Linked DNA regions of Mus musculus: region 2 is linked to region 1. Evidence: chromatin loops called from intact Hi-C (ENCODE). Cell type or tissue: gastrocnemius. All regions are shown on one strand. Each heading gives the region's core, and the rest is flanking DNA. Links, peaks and the distances in the headings are about the cores only.

What was found. Peaks named below come from ENCODE experiments on the same cell type or tissue, not always from the same donor. Only the 100,000 strongest peaks of a DNase experiment are listed, where the experiment ranks them.
Region 2: it touches region 1 in a loop (2.5-fold over the local background); 2 of 42 quality-filtered maps call a loop at or near these places.

The regions. Positions count from the first base shown.
Region 1 is chr2:23,151,227-23,161,218 of GRCm38, forward strand. It overlaps Mastl (microtubule associated serine/threonine kinase-like), which reads right to left and starts at 4,798. Exons shown (of 12, transcript NM_025979.4): 1 at 4,453-4,798. The coding sequence starts at 4,635. It overlaps Yme1l1 (YME1-like 1 (S. cerevisiae)), which reads left to right and starts at 5,279. Exons shown (of 19, transcript NM_013771.5): 1 at 5,279-5,505; 2 at 8,966-9,097. The coding sequence starts at 5,473. In gastrocnemius, for the core only: a CTCF peak has its summit at 4,840; DNase peaks (open chromatin) are centred at 4,775, 5,239 and 6,439; H3K4me3 peaks cover 2,881 bases; H3K27ac peaks cover 1,814 bases.
Region 2 is chr2:23,098,576-23,108,567 of GRCm38, forward strand. Acbd5 (acyl-Coenzyme A binding domain containing 5) reads left to right here. Exons shown (of 14, transcript NM_001355637.1): 11 at 987-1,189. Among named protein-coding and RNA genes, the nearest start is that of Acbd5, 34 kb to the left of the region's middle. In gastrocnemius, for the core only: no CTCF peak of the experiment used is centred there; no DNase peak of the experiment used is centred there.

The DNA of each region.
Region 1 (9,992 bases), core at 971-8,970:
CAGATGCCATTTAGATCTGACTGACATCAGGAAACTGCCAGAAAAATATTTCAGATGGTGAAACAAGTTAAAAAACGTTTTCAAGAAAGCACTGTGTTGGAATTTGGCAAAGTACCATGCACTTCAGAAAGAAAATGAATTAATGCCTGACAGATCTGTATGTTTGTATGAAAATTTCATTGTAACAAAGTCAAAAGATAGTAACGTTTCTAATAAGCCCATCCAATAACCAGTTAGTTAATTAAGTGAATATTAATATATGTTTACATGTAAACATACACATATATATTTTACCTTCCCATTCTTAGGAACAGAGTAAAAATGTCAGGGGCTGGAAAGACGGTTCAGTAGTTAAGAGTGTGTATTACTCTGCCAGAAGATCCAAGTTCTTCTCAGCAGCCACATTAGGAGGCTAACATCTGCCTGTGACTCCTGTTCCAAGAAATCTAGAACACCTTGACCTCCATACACGTGATGCACACTCACATACATATGATTACTCTCTGCTAGATGGGAATAGAGTAAAAATGTTGGGGGCTGGATTCAGACTGCTGAATGCTTAAAATACCTTGCTTTTATAGAGGACCTGAATTTAGTTCCCAGCACCTATATGGTGTCTCACAACCATTTGTAACTCTACTTCCAGGGAATCCAACATCCTCTTAAAGCCTCCTTGTGTACCAGACATACACATGGTACACATATATATATAGTCAGCCAAAATGCTAATGCATAAAGAAATCTACCCCATTTTTAAGGTTGGAAGCCTGTTTATTTCATGAATGATGAGAAATGGTCATTCTGGCAGAAGACTGTAATATCAGTATTTGGGAGGCTGAGGCAAGCCTGGACCACAGAACAAGATTCTAATCTTAAAAAAAAACTCACAAATTAAATTCTGCCTTACAGAAACATCTTAACTATATCACCATCCTTATGTATCTGAGGCTGGCTTTGAATTTAATATACAGCTGAGGCTGCCCTTGAATTCCCAATTCTACCACATTCACTTCACAAGTGTTGGGAGTACAGGTGTGTGCCATCATATCCGGCCAAATTACACCTTTTAAGTTTCAAGGTAAACTGGCTTAGAAACAAAACTATATGCTAAAACTGGAGCATTAAATGACATAGTAGCACTGGGATTATAGAATTCTCAAAGAATTAGTGAAATATATTTAAAAAAAAACTGCAATTCTTGCCACCTACAACAAGCAGTAGAGCTGGTCCCAAGGCCATGAGAGCCCTGGGTAGCACAACAGAGCTGGCCCTGGTGGTGTGGGGCGGGTAAGCCACTTCAGAAGGCCTGAGAGTGAGAGAGCTGGCTCTGTTCTCTTGCCAGTCTGGGCAGTAGTTGAGCTATCCACTACTTGGGGCAGTGCTGGAGAGTCTGTCCTGGTCATGTGGGTGTGGGAGAGCTGCTGGGCTAACCAGCTAAGCTACCACCCAAATCTGGATTTTGAGTTGTCTCACCCCAACATCTACACCACCTATGAACTGCTGTAGCATGTGAAGGGACTGGTCTTACAGATTAAAAACTGCAGGATTTCCATGACACAGGGCAGCAACAGGATATATCCAAGAGAGGTCCTGGTGAAGATCCAATATTGATAGTGTAGCAGAAGCCAAAGTCCTCGAAATGACCATTTGTAAGTAAAAAGTGTGGGAAAAGGCTATACTGTGGGACACACTACAGCTTCCACAATGAGATGTTGTTTGTTTTCTTTTGGAGGGTTGGTGCAATGATGGAAGGTGGGTATAAAGGGATGGGGAGAGGAATATGGGATTGGCATGCATGATGAGAAACTCATAAAGAACAATAAAAAATACTGGAATGTTTATTACTACCATAAGAAAAAGGCACTCATTAAAGTATTTAATAAAATGATAAATACATGACACATTTTAGCTTTACCTCCTTTCCTTATGAAAACCAAGGGAAAGACTAGGGATGTAGATCAGCGGTAGACCACTAACCTAACAGCGGTAAAGCCCCAGGTCTCTCTCTCCCAGCAATGAAGAGAGATTAACAAATCAAGCCAACAACATGATTCTACCTATCATCTCACTGGCAGAAGCTCTATGAAGCTTATGAGGTGGTACCATGCCAAGGTACCCAAAATATTTTCAGGAGAGATTAACTGGTGTTTTCGTATCAATAATTAATGACTGCTTGAGGTGTTAAGAGAAGGAAAAGCAAATATCTCAGCAACATACAAAGTAACAATTTCAGTGAGTTGAGTTTGGAAAATCAGAGAAGGTTTCCCGGGAATTAAGTAAACCTCAAAACAAAACAATGGCTGAAAAGCCTAGAAAGGTAGAACAAAAGCAGTTAAGAAGGAAGCAGGATAAACTTAAGTCCTGAGGTGTGGAAATAAGTCATGGCTTTGAGGGACCAGTTAGTTGCCTGGATGTTGCTTTAATATAGGTTAGGTGGAAGATAAAGTAGAGATCAAGGGCCAAAAATTGGGAATCTGACTGAATTTTTAAGGACCCTGGATTTTGGCCTGCAAACTGCAACCTAAAGAATGGATTAAAGTAAAGTTAATGATTCTAGTTAGGAAACTACTCCAACCAACTAAGTACAGAAATTCAAGCCGATGAGCCTCAAACCACCAGGCAAATGAAAAAGGAGGAGGAGGAGGAGGAGGAAGAGGAAGGAGAGGAAGAGGAAGAGAAGAAGAAGAAGACATCAAAGACCATACATTGTATGATTCCATTTATGTGAACTATCCAGAAAAGGCAATCTTGCAGAGATAGAAGGTGAGTTGGTACATAGGGCTTGTTGGTACATGCCTGTAGTCGCTTCACTTAGGGGATGGAGCCATACGTATCAGTAATTTAAGGCTTGTCATGCTCAGTTCCATCATATGTCTGAGGCTATTTGGGACTGTCAAAGAGAGACAGAAAACAGAGAGAAGAGGGATAGTAGTTACCTGCTGACATATTAAGGGAAGAGGTACTGTGAATAGGCAAAAAGGTAATTTTTTGGGCTATGGAACTATTCCTTAAAACTGTTTTTTTTTTTTAAAAAATTCATTTATTTATTATATGTAAGTACACTGTAGCTGTCTTCAGACACTCCAGAAGAGGGCATCAGATTTCGTTTAGGCTGGTTGTGAGCCACCATGTGGTTGCTGGGATTTGAACTCAGGACCTTTGGAAGAGCAGTCGGCGCTCTTAACCACTGAGCCATCTCACCAGCCCCTAAAACTGGTTTTCAATACTATTTAATTTACAAAAGTCATCACTGAACAAGTAAGTGGGGAGAAATCCACTTGTGAATGAAAAAAGCAAAACAAAACAAAAACAAAACATTTTTTTCCAGAGGGACAACAGGAACAAAGGGTATGTGGTGTATTGATGAAATATATAAGGGCAACTCAAGTTTCTAGCCTGAAGGGTAGAGGTGACATTGGTACTATTAAAGGGAAAGAAGCAAAGGAAGAGGTCATTTAGGTAGTCAGGTGAAGGGGCTGCTTATCTTAACTGTGTGCTAGTCTCCAAGCACTGGGTACCAGGAATCTGAGCCAGCCAGTAGCCTCCTTTGTCATGTTTACAATGTAATGTTCTCATTACAAAGTAGTAATGAGAAGCTAGGGTGGACAGAACAATTTTAAGTGAACACTGACTGTTTTTACGATCACATATAGATAAGAAACGCTTGATTTAGGACACATTTCTTTCTACTTGCTCTATAATAAATGAACTTACAGCTTACGTATCACGATGGAAATCTTGAGAAGCAAAAATTTTGGTTTTGCATCACTTGCTCCTGCTTATCAAAGAGCTGGAATTAAAGCATCATCGGAAAGTGACCATTACAAACGTAATCAAAGTACCGAAGTTAATCCAGGTGAAGCTCAAGTTAGTAAAAAAGCAAAACAAACTCACAATCCCGGTGATACTTTAAATAAATAATACTACAATTAAAAACTTTCACAATATAAATTGTGTCACAGAAAATTCGAATATAATGCAGCTTCCTTTTGGTAAGAGTGAGATTTGAACTGTCTACAAACCAATCTTGTTTGTGATAGCAAGATTTCGGCTATTATGTATGTCAAACAAGGAAAACATAACCAACAAGTACTTAAGGCCGTTTTGATTTGAAACATGACTCAGGAGTCATGGGTGTGGCTTCAAGCCTCTGCCTTCAGTCGCAGTTTTCTCATTTGTTAACAATGGCCAGGGCACAGTTGGGTAAGTTTTGCTATTTTCACTGGGTTAATGATTCTCAGTATACAGAGAAGGGCAGGGCAAGGGAAAGGACAGACACCTGCTCACTGCAGTCTGCCTAAACGCCCACAGTCAACAAGCAGGACTGTGCAGGCTTCTGTAAGCCGGGCATTCCAGGCTAGTGGTACAGCAGCTCCAGAGTTTGTTCAACAACTCAAAAGGGAGGTCCGCGAGGGAGGACCATTTAAGACCTTCTCGCTTCTGACTGCCTACCTTCACTGCGTACAACTTGCCGCCTTTCTGTCCCAGGTACACTTTCCCGAATGCACCACGGCTAATGGGCTTCACTATGGTGAACTCCTCAATGGAGGGTGGTCTTGGTACCGGGATCCTACTCACGCACTCCTCTATCGCCGCACCTCCTTCATTCTCCTCACTTGCCGAGGCGGACTCCATTGCTGCACAGCTCGCCCTGCAGCAGCAACTCCCGCCAGCTAGATTCAAAAGGTTTCGCCTACGCCGGACGCCTCCCGTGACGTCACCGCGCGTCTGCGCTCTGCCGGCTCCCTGTAAGCAGGCATCGACGGGTGGGGGCCGGCGGCACTGCTGGGCGCAGTCTGCGGAGCGCTAGGCGGAGCCGGCGGCGCTGCCGGAAGGGGCGCTGGGCGGGGCTCAGCCGCGGATACACGGGCTGTTTTTGTGACGAGGCAGTGCATTCTGGCCAATGAGCAAGGGACTAAGACTTTATGTAGTCTGGTGGGGTCCTTCCGAGTCTCAGTCAAGATCTGCAGTTCTCCCTCCCTCCGCATGAGCTAGAAGCCAGGCCGACTGTTAAGTAAAGCAATGGCTAGGGATGATGTGTGGAAGCTAGCGAAGCCACAGAATGTGGAGAGCCTGGGTGAGCGTTAAGTGCGTTTGACCGCGTACTGAATTCAGAAACAGAGTAGGAGCGACTAGAAGAACATCCAATTTATTGTGGAGGTGGTGATAGGAACCTCGAAAAACCACCCCAAAGTGACAGAGTCCCCGGAAGAGGCGGAGCGCTGACGGGCGGGGGCGGGGTGAACGCGGAGGCTTGCTCCGGAAGCACTGTACCTATGGTCTTCCGGGGCAGATGTCGTCGTAGCAGCTGTCGGGAGGGGAAGCCATTTTTTCGTTTCTGGGAGGAGTAAGGGAGAAACTGGGAGAAAAGCAAAGAGAAATAAAGAGAAAATAAAAGGGCTCAGCCCCTTTCCTCGGAGCTGAAGCTAAGAAGCAGTTTCGGCTGGCCGGTAAGATCTCGAGGGCCCGGAGATGTTCTCCCTGTCGAGCACTGTGCAGCCTCAGGTGAGCCCAGCATTCAGGCGTTTTCCTGCGTCCCTTTTGCGACTTTTCCCCGGATGCTGTAGTAGAATCGGTGTTTCTGAAGCAAAATTAGTGAGGGAAGCGACGAACCCTGTTTGAGTCGCAGGCTGAAAAGGAGATCAGGGGACAGTGCTGAGACTATGACCTGACACTAACCGTGGTGAACATCACATAGCGTATCCACTGGCTTGCACAGAATTTCTGTTGACAATTCAGGGACTGTTTAGGGTTGGACAGTCTGAGATGGGGATTTGTGAAATCTGCGAGAAAGGTAAAGAAGACAGTGTTCTTTCCATCCATCTATTTCTGATTACCCTTTTTTCCTTTCAAGCCGAATTTAGTTCAAACATACTCTAATAATTCGAATAGCATCACAATTTCTTTCTTTCTGGGTAGAATTAACTTGTGCACATTTTTGAATCATTAGATTCTTGCAATTAAATTTTAAACATTTTTTAAAAAATCAGGACCCAAATTATGTTAATTTTTCCTTGTTTCATTAAAATTTGTTTTCTTTTTGGGGGGGAAGGTGTTAACAATGTTTAATTAATTAATTAATTATATTTTATTTTTTGAGGCGAGGTTTCATTGTCTATCTTTGCTGTCCTAGTCCTTATTATGTCCAGGCTGGCCTCCTAAGTGTTGGGATCATGGCTCCCACCACCATCACACCAGATGCACCATCAACTTGTCTTGAGGATTATTCCTTGGGAGGCAGGCAGAGAATCTAGAGATGTTACATAGTGAGACTTGTCTCAAAAGACTGCCCCCCCAAATGTTCGTTACATCTTACTACCTGCCTCTTTTTGTGTTCCTATGGAATTGGTAGACTAATGGAGAAAGGAATTGCTTAGCTGCTACTTAGGCAGCAAGCGAACCAAGCAAATGTAGATTTCTCCTAGTCACTGGAAATAAAGATGAACAATAAACGGATATTTCGCCGGGCGTGGTGGCGCACGCCTTTAATTCCAGCACTTGGGAGGCAGAGGCAGGCGGATCTCTGAGTTCAAGGCCAGCTTGGTCTACAAAGTAAGTTCCAGGACAGTCAGGGCTACACAGAGAAACCCTGTCTCGAAAAACCATAAGTAAATAAATAAATAAATAAACGGGAATTTCAGGCAGACAGAAAAATATAAATATAAAATCCTGTGAGGAACAAAAGTCAGGCCCATGTGGCAAGAACAGAGTGGCTAAAGGGAGGTTGGAGAGAAGCCTTGAGGCAGTTACAGAGTTCGATTCATTTGATTTCTGTGACCAGGTTGTCATTTGGAGGCTTGCTCTGGCTTCTTGTGTGGAGAATATGAAAGGGCAAAAGTGTAAGTGTTGTAGATTTAAGGATGCTGTTGCTCTGACACAGGAAAGGCATTCAGTAATTATGGAAAAGAAATTGCTTTGTCTAGTGTGGCACCTCTAATTCCAGACTTGGTGAGAGGGTCAAGAGGATTAGGATTTGGCAGCCAACCTGTCTCACAAAAATTAAAGTAGAGAAGAAAAGAAGTAATAGAATTTCACTCAGTGTAAGTGGGAGAGATGGTGGAAAGTGATATTTCTGTGTTGGTCAGCTTGATACAAGAAAATGCTGTTTTTTTAGGATGACAGTGTCTGGAGAAGTTTTAGTAATTAAAGATGTCTGATAGAGACTGTTGAATATAATATTAATTTATATGAAGAAAGCATGGTGAATAGTATACCATCATGAGGTAGACAGCATAACATGGTAGAAGAGCAAAAGAACAAGGGGGAAACCCACTCTGGTGGCGTAAAGACTGGATTTCCATGGCTTATATACTTGCTTATTGTGGGTTTTGTACAACCCCATGTAGCACAGAGCAGTTTGTAGTTCTGTGCTATTCTTCCTAGCTAATCGCCTTCCACCTCTTACTGCTGTTATAGTGGAAACTGAATTAAGCATAATTTTTAAAGGGACTCTGCGTTCACAGCAAGAAGTATAACACTGGCTAATTTTAATGTCAGGGGTTGAATTAGTTAAATTATTAGACTTGGTTTATAATCAGAGCCGATTATTTTATTCACTTAACAAAAATGCCTATTTAGCATTCTCTGTATTCACACTTGTCATGGGTTGCAACATAGAATACTAAAGTAGAAAAAATACTTGCCATATGGAGTTTATCTTTTAGTTGGATAATATGCTACAACAAAAGAAATTCTTAATTTTTGTAGTCTTCCTTGTGCCAAGCTTCTGTTGTATTCTTAGAATTTCTTGAGTTATGAAGCTTATGATTTCATAAGCTCCATGGATTACATTTGTGTTTGTCCTAACGAGATAACTTGAATCTGCAAATAGTCCTGGAATGGGACTAGTCAGACCAGATAATTTCATCATACTGTAATTCCCACTTTTGGAGGCAGTAATTGTTGAGCCGCTGGGTGGTGAGTTCCTGTGCAGAAGGGTTTTACATTGTAACTCCATAGAGGGTGTCCTCCACTGGGTGTTCTTTCCAGGCCTTGCCATATGTACTTCTTTCAGATGTTCTTATGGCTGGTAAATGTAAGGAAAGTGTTTTCATGTGTTCTTTGAGCCATTTCTAACACAGGGAATGAAGGGACATGTTATGAAGTGAGGTAATATAAAAACCAAACTGTAGAAGATTTTCAAGTTCTACAAGTGTTAGATTTTAAGCAGAAGCATGACCTAGCAGACTTTCATGATGGTGACTTTTATCTCTTGCTGGTAGTGTGGTACAGCTGGGGAAGGGCAGAAACAGATTAGCTAGTGGGATTTAGAGCAAGATGGTGGCAAAAAATCAGAAAATTCTTGGTGTGAACTTTTGCTTTTAATGTTTGTGAAGCTTTATTTTGCCCCCTCCCTAATAGTTGTTTTCTCCAGCTTTTTCCCATTTGTTTTAAATTTATGTTGAAAAAAATTGTTTTATTAGTGTGCATCATTTGTCAAATTACTTCCTTAGAATAAATTTCTAGAAAGTAGACTTTAGAGAATGAAAGTCTATGTATTTCAAGTTAATTAATTTTTGTGTCAGTGTGTAGTCCTCCTGACTGGCCTTGAACTTTATATAGACCAAGCTAGCATTGAATTCAGAGATCTGCCTTGTCTTCCTCCGCATGGCTGTGATAAAAAGTGTGTTCCACCATGCCTGGATTCTAATATATCCAGGCTAGTGTCATGAAAGAACAAACCAATTTTCTTCCTGTCAGCAGTAAATGAGTATGTTTATGTTTATGCCGATCTCTGTATGTGTATGTGCTTGTGTTGTGTATGTGGTGCTGGAGCTCAGAGATCATCATTTACACTGATGAGGGGTGCTAGCATGGAGCTGTATCCCAGCCTCGCCATAATTTTGACATCTGGTGTACTTTTAACTGTTAACAGGTCTAAATTCTGACTAGAAAATAACAGATTGTTTCTGTTATTTTATTTTTCTAATTAGACTGCTTAATTTGAACTTCTGTTTTTTCCTAGGTTACAATTCCTCTCAGTCATCTCATCAATGCTTTCCATTCACCAAAAAATATATCTGTTTCTGTCAATACACCTGTTTCTCAAAAACAGCATCGAGATACAGTTCCTGAGCATGAAGCTCCCAGTAGTGAGGTAATAGTTAAGCCGAATCTGAACTATATGAGAAAGCCTTTTGGTATGGTGAATTTTAATCATATATTTGGTCAGATATTTTCATTTAAGCATTTATACCAATGCTTGCTGCTTTCAGCTTATCTTTGTAATTAAAGGCAGCTAATTCTGGCTTTTATTGTTTGCTGTATATATTAAGAGTATTCATTTATTTGGTTATCATTTTAAAACATGACATATTTGCTATGTACTTCCCATATTGCTCCTTGTTGATACCAATTTTTTTTATAAAAAGTATTAATTTTTTAGTTACTTTTATTTATTTATTTATTTTGTATAAATGTTTGCCTATTTGTGTAACATTCTGGTGCCCATGGAGGTTAAATTAGGGTGTCAGATCCCCTGGAACTAGAGTTACCAGATGATTTTAAGCTACCATGTGGGTACTAGAGATGAATCCTGGTCTTTTGTAACAACAGAAAAAGTGCTCTTACCTGTTGAGCAAATTTTCTAGACCCTTTCCTTCCTTTTAAAAATAAAATCTAAAAATTGACAGTTTCATAGCTGTATATAATGTTTTGTCATTTTTATCTCACTTACTCTGAATTCTTCTAAAAAGTGTCCCCCCCCCCCCGCCCCCAATCCGTCCTCCCTTCCCCATTTTCCTGTCTTTGTTGGTATGTGGTTTGGCATGCTTGGTTGTTAGTGTCCCACTGAGTTTAACTAGGGTATCTTGTATGAGTAATGGGATGCCCCTGGAGCATGGTTAATGCACTAGTGCCTATGTCCCTTAGGGAAATGATAGGTCAGTTGCAGTCATCAGTTGCCAGTAGCTCCTTGTGGGAAGAATGGGGCTGAGAACTCTCAGCTTAGTGACAGGCATTACCTAAGTCTTAGGGAAGTCAGCAGCACAGTG
Region 2 (9,992 bases), core at 775-8,774, 53 kb before region 1:
TGCATCTACCTCCCAAGCATGTGCCACTCACTGTACCTGGTTGTGTATTAGCAGAATTTTATAATTTCTGGTCCGGTGTGCAGAATGGTTGAATCAATTATTTCATTTTTATATTAAGGAATTTATGAAATTATATAAGTGTTTTTGGAGTAAGAGTCAGTGGTGGAGAGAAATGCTTGTAATATGATTTAAATAGTAAATAATCATGAAGGATAAGGCCAAGTTTTAAATCAGTGCATATAAAAAAATAAGTGGTAATATAGGAAAATCTTAGTAGCTAGATATTTTAATATGTATAAGGAGTATGCATCTTATAATTTGAAATCCCATTTATGTGTTAGCAATATATTGAAACCAAGAAGGAAAGTTTTGTTATTTAACTTTTAATACTTTAAAAGAACAATTAAGGTTTTTTTTTTTTTTTTTTTTTTTTTAGTTTAAATCAGTTTTATTTGCAGTAATGAGCATTTAAATTTGGAAAAAAGGATTTATTTTGTGTATGAATATTTGCCTGTATGTATAGTGCACCATGTGCATGGCTGTTGCCCACAGAGTTTAGAAGAGAGTGTTAGGTTCCTTGGAACTGGAATTACAAATGGTTTTATGCTACCATGCAGGTGCTGGGAACTAAACCCAGGTCCTCTGCAAGAGCTACAAGTGCTCTAAACTGCTGAGCTGTCTCTCCAGCCACAGTAAAGAGTTGTTGTTGTTTAACATGTACTCTGAACATGTATTATCCTTCTGAATTGTATAAACATGGTCATATATTAGTAAATTATGTATAGTATTCCTCTAATAGAGAATAGACGTTTATATATTGATATTTTTAATGCTAGTGGTTTATTTTATGTACTTCTTCATTGCTTTTATTTTACTTTGTACATTTATTTACATATAAAGGAATTAACAAGGAAAGTGAATAATAGACTATTTCAATTTGAAAAAGAAACCTTTATTTTTAGCTAATTTACTTTACTCTCTTAAAGTAGGGAATAGAATACCACATTTGAGCGAAGGACCCAAGGGTCGGCAAGTAGGAAGTGGAGGTGATGGAGAACGCTGGGGCTCAGACCGGGGGTCCAGAGGCAGCCTCAATGAGCAGATCGCTCTTGTGCTCATTAGATTGCAGGAGGACATGCAGAATGTCCTTCAGAGACTTCATAAACTGGAAACACTAACTGCTTCGCAGGTAAGTTAACTGAATTTATCTCATTGTTATCTTATGTTTTTTGATTCTATAAAACAGTTTAAAATCTGTCTCCATGAGATTTGCATAAATATATCTTTATATTCAGATTTGCATAAATACACATTTTCACAAGTAAAAATTTTTGTTAACAATAAAATCACCTAGTTTTGAACATATTGTTTAAGAAGAGACTGGCTTAAAAGATGGGTGCCTTTTCCATTAATAGAAAAATTTTTAGAGTGTAAGGTTGAGCATTGCAGAGGGCTAGAGAGTATAGTTAAATGGCCTAGCTTTCACAAGTCCCTGGGTTCAGTCTGTAGCACAAAAGAGAATAAAAAGTCAGCACATTGGAGTTACAGATTGGATACTTGGTATTAGAAGAAAAAAGTTTACTAAACACTTAAGCATAAAGAAGTATTAACATATTCTTTTCTAATACATAATAGTTATCATTAAAGAGTCATTTTTAGCCATGCATGGGAGGCAGCCTGGTTTTCATAGACAGCTCCTGGACAGCCAGGGCTATGTAGAGAGAGACTGTCTCAGAAAAAAAAAGTAATTTTTATATAGTAATCATTTTATATTTGTATTGTGCTGGCTAGAGACAAGATATTAAATTGCTAATTATTTAGGGTAATTTAGTTTTCATATAAAAATATTTAAAACTAGACACCAGAGACCAATTTAGAGTGATAGTTTGATCTTTACTATCTTTTGGTGTTCTAATATCTAAGGATGTTAAGCCCTTGAGATTGCTGAGAGTCTCTGATTCTTCTGCCTTCTCTTTTTCTTCTGTTTGTCTTGTCCAATTCTGATATAATTGCTTTGCTTTGTCTTGTATTTTGTTATATTTTATTATTATCCCTTAGAAGCCTGTTATCTTGTTTTTTTATTAGATATTTATTTACATTTCAAATGTTATCCCCTTTCCTCATTTCCCCTCTGAAAACCCCCTATCCCGTCCTCCCTCACCCTGCTCACCAATCCACCCACTCCTGCTTCCCTGTCCTGGCATCCCCTACACTGGGGCATCAAGCCTTCATAGGATCAAGGGCCTTTCCTCCCATTAATGTCTGACAAGGCTATTCTCTGCTACATATGTGGCTGGAGCCATGGGTCCCTCCATGTGTACTCTTTGGTTGGTGGTTTAGTCCCTGGGGACTCTTGGGGTACTGGTTAGTTCATATTGTTGTTCCTCCTATGGGGCTGCAAACCCCTTCAGCTCCTTGGGTCCCTTCTCCAACTCCTTTATCTGGGACCCTGTGTTCAGTCCAGTGGTTAGCTGTGAGCATCTTCCTCTGAATTTGTCAGGCTCTGGCAGAGCCTCTCAGGAGACAGCCATATCAGGCTTCTGTCAGCAAGCACTTGTTGGCATCCACAGTAGTGTCTGGGTTTAGTAACTGTATGTGGGATGGATCCCCAAGTGGGGCAGTCTCTGAATGACAGCCTGTTCTCTTCTAATGAAACAGAAACAGGTGGAAAGCAGCTGGGAGGAGTGGAGGGAGGGGAAATTGTAATTAAGATATATTATGTTAGAAAAGAATTTATTTTCAATAAAAGGGAATACTGAATGCTGGAAAACAAAGTACAGTAGAGACTGAGGGCGTGACTTGGTGCTACTTGGTGCTAGCATATTCCAGGCCCTGGGTCCAAATCCTAGACCACAAAAAAAAAAAAAAAAAAAAAAAAAAAAAGACATCATATCTAGTCACTTATAAAACCCCAAGAAAAACACAGACATCCTAGGTTGTTGAACTTTTTCTTATACAAATTGCTCTTCTTCTAATGAATAAACCTGATATAGGTGCCAGAAACTGAACTCAGTGCCTCTGGAAGAGCTTCTCTTAAACACTGAGCCATCTCTCAGGCCTGTAACATTTTTTCTTTCTTTTTCTTTTTTTCTTGGAGGGGGGTGGTTTTGATACAGGATTTCTTTGTGTAGCTTTGGCTGTCCTGGAACTACCACTGTAGACTGTATGGAACTCATAGGGATGTACCTGCCTCTGTCTCCTGGGATTAAAGGCTTTTCCCACTATGCCTTCTTCAGCACCACCATGGCTTTCTTTCATTTTAAAAATAGCTACTGAATCCAATTAGTACTGTCCATTTGCACAAGGGCAGGAAGCCATCAACAAAACATGAATACTTACTATTCACCACATCCTTAAAGAGCCAGCCCTCCAAGCAGCAATCTGTAAAGTGGGGATCCATCAGCACCTCGCCCATGAATGCTAAAATTTTGGCTGTCTTAATCTTATCCAGGCATTGAGCATGTAACAACTTGTTGGTATGAGTTCATGAGTACAACAGTTAAGTCTTGAAGACAGTAGTTCATAGCATTATTCTGTATCCTCTTGCATTCTTTTACTCAAAGAAACCATTAAGTCTAAGGGTTGATATAGATGTGCCGTTTAGGGCTGAATTATTCTCAATACTTTGAGCAGTTATGAGCATCTGAACCTCACCATAGAGGAAGTTTTTCTAGCTAAGATTAAGACTGGCACTAATCTATGTACAAAACAAATATTTGGAAGTTATTTGGATATGTCCATCTAGTAAAACAACAATACTATGTTTCTCCCTAGGTCTGTGACCTTCCCAGCTATGGGCTTTTGGCCAGGTTTATAGTATCAGATATAATTAGCTTCCTGTGTAACAGGCCTCAAATAGATTTAGGAAGTGTTTGGTTGCTTGGCAGTTATGCCACTATTGCACCAGAGGTTACATCTTCCTGTCATGGCAGTATTGTATATGCAGGGTCCAGGGTTGATGTCTTTTCTCCCTCAGTGGCTGGTATAGCATATGCTGGGAGTATGAAAGCTAGCCAGAAGGGAATAAGTTTCCAGGTCAGTTTCAGACTGATTTCTTACTATCCTACAACCAAAGTGTCTACTCTTAAATGATCTCAATGATCATTCTTTTTCTCTAAAATCATAGTAAATGGAGAAAGTGGAATAGTGTTTTTTTCTTTCCCAATTTTTTATTAGGTATTTTCTTCATTTACATTTCAAATGCTATCCTGAAAGTACGATATACTCCCCCCCCCTCCCCCGCTCCCCTACCCATCCACTCCCACTTCTTGGCCCTGGCATTCCCCTGTACTGGGGCATATAAAGTTTGCAAGACCAAGGGGCCACTCTTAAAAATGATGGCCGACTAGGCCATCTTCTGCTACATATGCAGCTAGAGACACGAGCTCTGCAGGTACTGGTTAGTTCATATTGTTGTTCCAACTATAGGGTTGCAGACCCCTTCAGCCCCTTGGGTACTTTGCCAGCTCCTCCATTGGGGGCCCTGTGTTTGATCCAATAGCTGACTGTGAGCATCCACTTCTGTGTTTGCCAGGCACTGGCATAGCCTGACAAGAGACAGCTATACCAGGATCCTTTCAGCAAAATCTTGCTGGCATATGCAATAGTGTCTGCATTTGGTGGCTGATAATAGGATGGATCCCTGGGTGCAGCAGTCTCTAGATGGTCCATCCTTTCATCTCAGCTCCAAACTTTGTCTCTGTAACTCCTTCCATAGGTGTTTTATTCCCAATTCTAAGAAGGGGCAAAGTGTCCACTCTTGGGTCTTCGTTCTTAATGAGTTTCATGTGTTTCGCAAATTGTATCTTGGGATAATTGTATTCTAAGTTTCTGTGATAATATCCACTTATCAGTGAGTACATATTATGTGAGTTCTTTTCTGATTGGGTTACCTCACTCAGAATGATACCCTCCAGGTCCATCCATTTGCCTAGCAATTTCATAAATTCATTGTTTTAATAGCTGAGTAGTACTCCATTGTGTAAATGTACCATATTTTCTGTATCCATTCCTCTGTTGAGGGACATCTGGGTTCTTTCCAGTTTCTGGCTATTATAAATAAGGCTGCTATGAGCATGTGTCCTTATTACCAGTTGGAACATCTTCTGGATATATGCCCAGGAGAGGTATTGCTGAATCCTCCGGGAGTACTATGTCCAATTTTCTGAGGAACTGTCAGACTGATACCAGAGTGGTTGTACAAGCTTGCAATCCCATCAGCAATGGAGGGGTGTTCCTCTTTCTCCACAACCTCGCCAGCATCTGCTGTCACCTGAATTTTTGATCTTAGCCATTCTGACTGGTGTGAGGTAGAATCTCAGGGTTGTTTTGAGTTGCATTTCCCTGATGATTAAGGATGCTGAACATTTTTTCAGGTGATTCTCAGCCATTCGAAATTCCTCAGATGAGAATTCTTTGTTTAGCTCTGTGCCCCATTTTTTAATGGAGTTATTTGATTTTCTGGAGTCCACCTCCTTGAGTTCTTTATATATATTGGATATTAGTGCCCTATCAGATTTAGGATTGGTAAAGATCCTTTCCCAATCTGTGGGTGGTCTTTTTGTCTTATTGACAGTCTCTTTTGCCTTACAGAAGCTTTGCAATTTTATGAGGTTCCATTTGTCTATTCTCGATCTTACAGCACAAGCCATTGCTGGTCTATTCAGGAATTTTTCCCTTGTGCCTATATCTTTGAGGCTTTTCCCCCACTTTCTCCTCTATAAGTTTCAGTGTCTCTGGTTTTATGTGGAGTTCCTTGATCCACTTAGACTTGACCTTAGTACAAGGAGATAAGAATGGATCAATTCACATTCTTCTGCATGCTAACCACCAGTTTTGCTAGCACCATTTGTTGAAAATGCTGTTTTTTTTTCCCACTGGATGGTTTTAGCTCCCTTGTCAAAGATCAAGTGACCATAGGTGTGTGGGTGCATTTCTGAGTCTTCAATTCTATTCCATTGGTCTATCTGCCTGTCCCTATACCAGTACCATGCAGTTCTTATCACAATTGCTCTGTAGTACAGCTTTAGGTCAGGCATGGTGATTCCCCCAGAGGTTCTTTTATCCTTGAGAAGAGTTTTTGCTATCCTAGGTTTTTTGTTATTCCAGATGAATTTGCAAATTGCCCTTTCTAACTTGTTGAAGAATTGAGTTGGAATTTTGATGGCAATTGCATTGAATCTGTAGATTGCTTTCGGCTAGATAGCCATTTTGACTATATTAATCCTGCCAATCCACGAGCATGGGAGATCTTTCTATCTTCTGAGATCTTTGATTTCTTTCTTCAGAGACTTGAAGTTCTTATCATACAGATCCTTAACTTCCTTAGTTAGAGTCACCCCAAGGTATTTTATACTATTTGTGACAATTGTGAAGGGTGTTGTTTCCCTAATTTCTTTCTCAGCCTTTTATCCTTTGTGTAGAGAAAGGCCACTGATTTGTTTGAGTTAATTTTATATCCAGCTACTGCACTGAAGCTGTTTATCATGTTTAGAAGTTCTCTGGTGGAATTTTTAGGGATACATATATATATATACACACACATACATATTTGACTTCTGTCTTTCCAATTTGTATCCCCTTGACCTCCTTTTGTTGTCTAATTGCTCTGGCTAGGACTTAGAGTATGGAATAGGTAGGGAGAAAGTGGGAAGCCTTCTCTAGTCCCTGATTTTAGTGGGAATGCTTCCAGCTTCTCTCCATTTACTTAAATGTTGGCTACTGGTTTGCTGTAGATTGCCTTTATTATGCTTAGGTATGGGCCTTGAATTCCTGATCTTTCCAAGGCTTTTATCATGAAGGGGTGTTGGATTTTGTCAAATGCTTTCTCAGCATCTAACGAGATGATCATGTGGGTTTTGTCTTTGAGTCTGTTTATATAGTGGACTATGTTGATTGATTTCCGTATATTAAACCATCCCTTCATCCCTGGGATGAAGCCTATTTGATCATGATGGATGATTGTTTTGATGTGTTCTTGGATTCAGTTAGCGAGAATTTTATTGAGTATTTTTGTATCAATATTCCTAAGGGAAATTGGTCTGAAGTTCTCTGTGTTTATTGGGTCTTTATGTGGTTTAGGTATCAGAGTAATTGTGGCTTCATAGAATGAATTGGGTAGAGTACCTTCTGTTTCTATTTTGTGGAATAGTTTGAGAAGAACTGGAATTAGGTCTTCTTTGAAAGTCTGATAGAACTCTGCACTAAACCCATTTGGTCCTGGGCTTTTTTTGGTTGGGAGACTATTGACTGCTTTTATTTCTTTAGGGGAAATGGGAGTGTTTAGATAGTGTTTGTTAATCTGATCCTGATTTAACTTTGGTACCTGGTATCTGTCTAGGAAGTTGTCCATTTCATCCAGGTTTTCCAGTTTTGTTGAGTATAGCCTTTTGTAGAAGGATCTGATGGTGTTTTGGATTTCCTCAGGATCTGTTGTTATGTCTCCCTTTTCATTTCTCATTTTGTTAATTAGAATACTTTCCCCATGCCCTCTAGTTAGTCTGGCTAAGGGTTTATCTATCTTGTTGATTTTCTCAAAGAACCAGCTCCTGTTTTGGTTGATTCTTTGAATAGTTCTTATTGTTTCCACTTGGTTGATCTCAGCCCTGAGTTTGATCATTTCCTGCTTTCTACTCCTCTTGAGTGAATTTGCTTCCTTTAGTCCTAGAGCTTCTAGGTGTGCTGTCAGGCTGCTAGTGTATGTTCTCTCTAGTTTCTTTTTGGAGTCACTCAGAGCTATGAGTTTTCTTTTTAGGAATGCTTTCATTGTGTCCCATAAATTTGGGTATGTTGTGACCAAGGTATCATTGAGGAGAATGTTGTTCAATTTCCATGTGAATGTTGGCTTTGTATTATTTATGTTGTTATTGAAGATCAGCCTTAATCTGTGGTGATCTGATAGGATGCATGGGGTAATTTCAATATTTTTGTATCTGTTGAGGCCTGTTTTGTGACCAATTATATGGTCACTTTTGGAGAAGGTGCCAGGAAGTGCTGAGAAGGAGATATATCCTTTTGTTTTAGGATAAAATGTTCTGTAGATATCTGTTAAATCCATTCGTTGCATAACTTCTGTTAGTTTCACTGTGTCTCTGTTTAGTTTCTGTTTCCAGGATCTGTCCATTGATGAGAGTGGGGTGTTGAAGTCTCCCACTATTATTGTGTGAGGTGCAATGTGTGCTTTGAGCTTTACTAAAGTTTCTTTAATGAATGTGGCTGCCCTTGCATTTGGAGCATAGATATTCAGAATTGAGAGTTCATCTTGGAAGATTTTACCTTTGATAAGTATGAAGTGCCCCTCCTTGTCTTTTTTGATAACTTTGGGTTGGAAGTAGATTTTATTCGATATTAGAATGGCTATTCCAGCTTGTTTCTTCAGACCATTTGCTCAAAAATTGTTTTCCAGCCTTCCATTCTGAGGTAGTGTCTGCCTTTTTCCCTTCGATGGGTTTCCTGTAAGCAGCAAAATGTTGGGTCCTTTTTGTGTAGCCAGTCTGTTAGTCTATGTCTTTTTATTGGGGGAATTGAGTCCATTGATATTAAGAGATATTAAGGAAAAGTAATTTTTGATTCCTATTATTTTTGTTGTTAAGAGTTGGCATTCTGTCCTTGTGGCTGTCTTCTTTTAGGTTTGTTGAAGGATTACTTTCTTGCTTTTACTAGGGCGTAGTTTCAGTCCTTGTATTGTGTTTTTCCGTTATTATTCTTTGAAGGGCTGGATTCGTGGAAAGATATTGTATGAATTTGGTTTTGTCATGGAATACTTTGATTTCTCCATCTATGGTAATTGAGAGTAGTGCTGGGTATAGTAGCCTGGGCTGGCATTTGTGTTCTCTTAGTTTCTCTGGCCTTCATAGTCTCTGGTGAGAAGTCTGGTGTAATTCTGATAGGCCTGCCTTTATATGTTACTTGACCATTTTCCCTTACTGCTTTTAATATTCTGCCTTTATTTAGTGCATTTGTTGTTTTGATTATTATGTGTCAGGAGGAATTTCTTTTCTGGTCCAGTCTACTTGAAGTTCTGTAGGTTTCTTGAATGTTCATGGGCATCTCTTACTTTAGGTATGGGAAGTTTTCTTCTATAATTTTGTTGAAGATATTTGCTGGCCCTTTAAGTTGAAAATCTTCATTATCGTCTACTCCTATTATCCGTTGGTTTGGTCTTCTCATTGTGTCCTGGATTTCCTGGATGTTTTGACTTAGGATCTTTTTGCATTTTCTTTGATTGTTATGTCCATATTTTCTATTCTCTCTTCCTCTCTTGTATTCTGTTGCTGATGCTCGCATCTATGGTTCCTGATTTCTTTCCTAAGGTTTCTATCTCCAGAGTTGTCTTCTTTTGGGTTTTCTTTATTGTTTCTACTTCCATTTTTAGATTCTGGATGGTTTTTTTCAATTTCATAACCTGTTTGGTAGTGTTTTCCTGTAACTCTCTAAGGAATTTTTGTGTTTCCTCTTTAAAGGTTTCTAGCTGTTTACCTGTGTTTTCCTGTATTTCCTTCTTAAAGTCCCCTATCATCATCATGAGAAGTGACTATAGATCCCTGTCTTGCTTTTCTGGTCTGATGGTGTATCCAGGACTTGCTATGGTGGGAGAGTTTGGTTCTGATAATGCCAAGTAACCTTGTTTCTGTTGCCTCTCTTCTTATGCTTGCCTCCTGCCACCTGATTATCTCAAGTGCTTGCTGCCCTCAATATATCTGATTGGAATCTGTCCTTCCTATAATCCCAGTTGATTCAGAACTCCTCAGAGTCCAGTTTCTCTGTGATCCTTTGATTGTAGTCTCCTGTGAACCTGGGATTCTGGGTGTGTCAGAGTTCTTGGCAGTGAAGCTCCTCTGAGACCCTGAAATACTGGTGTGACCCAGCTCCTGTTATCCTAGGATCCTGTTTTCCTAAGATCCTGGGTGTGTTATAGTGCCTGGAAGTGGTGTCTCCTTTGAGGACTGTTGAGGTGTCTGGTCAGTGATTCTAAGATTGTGTGGAGAGTCCTC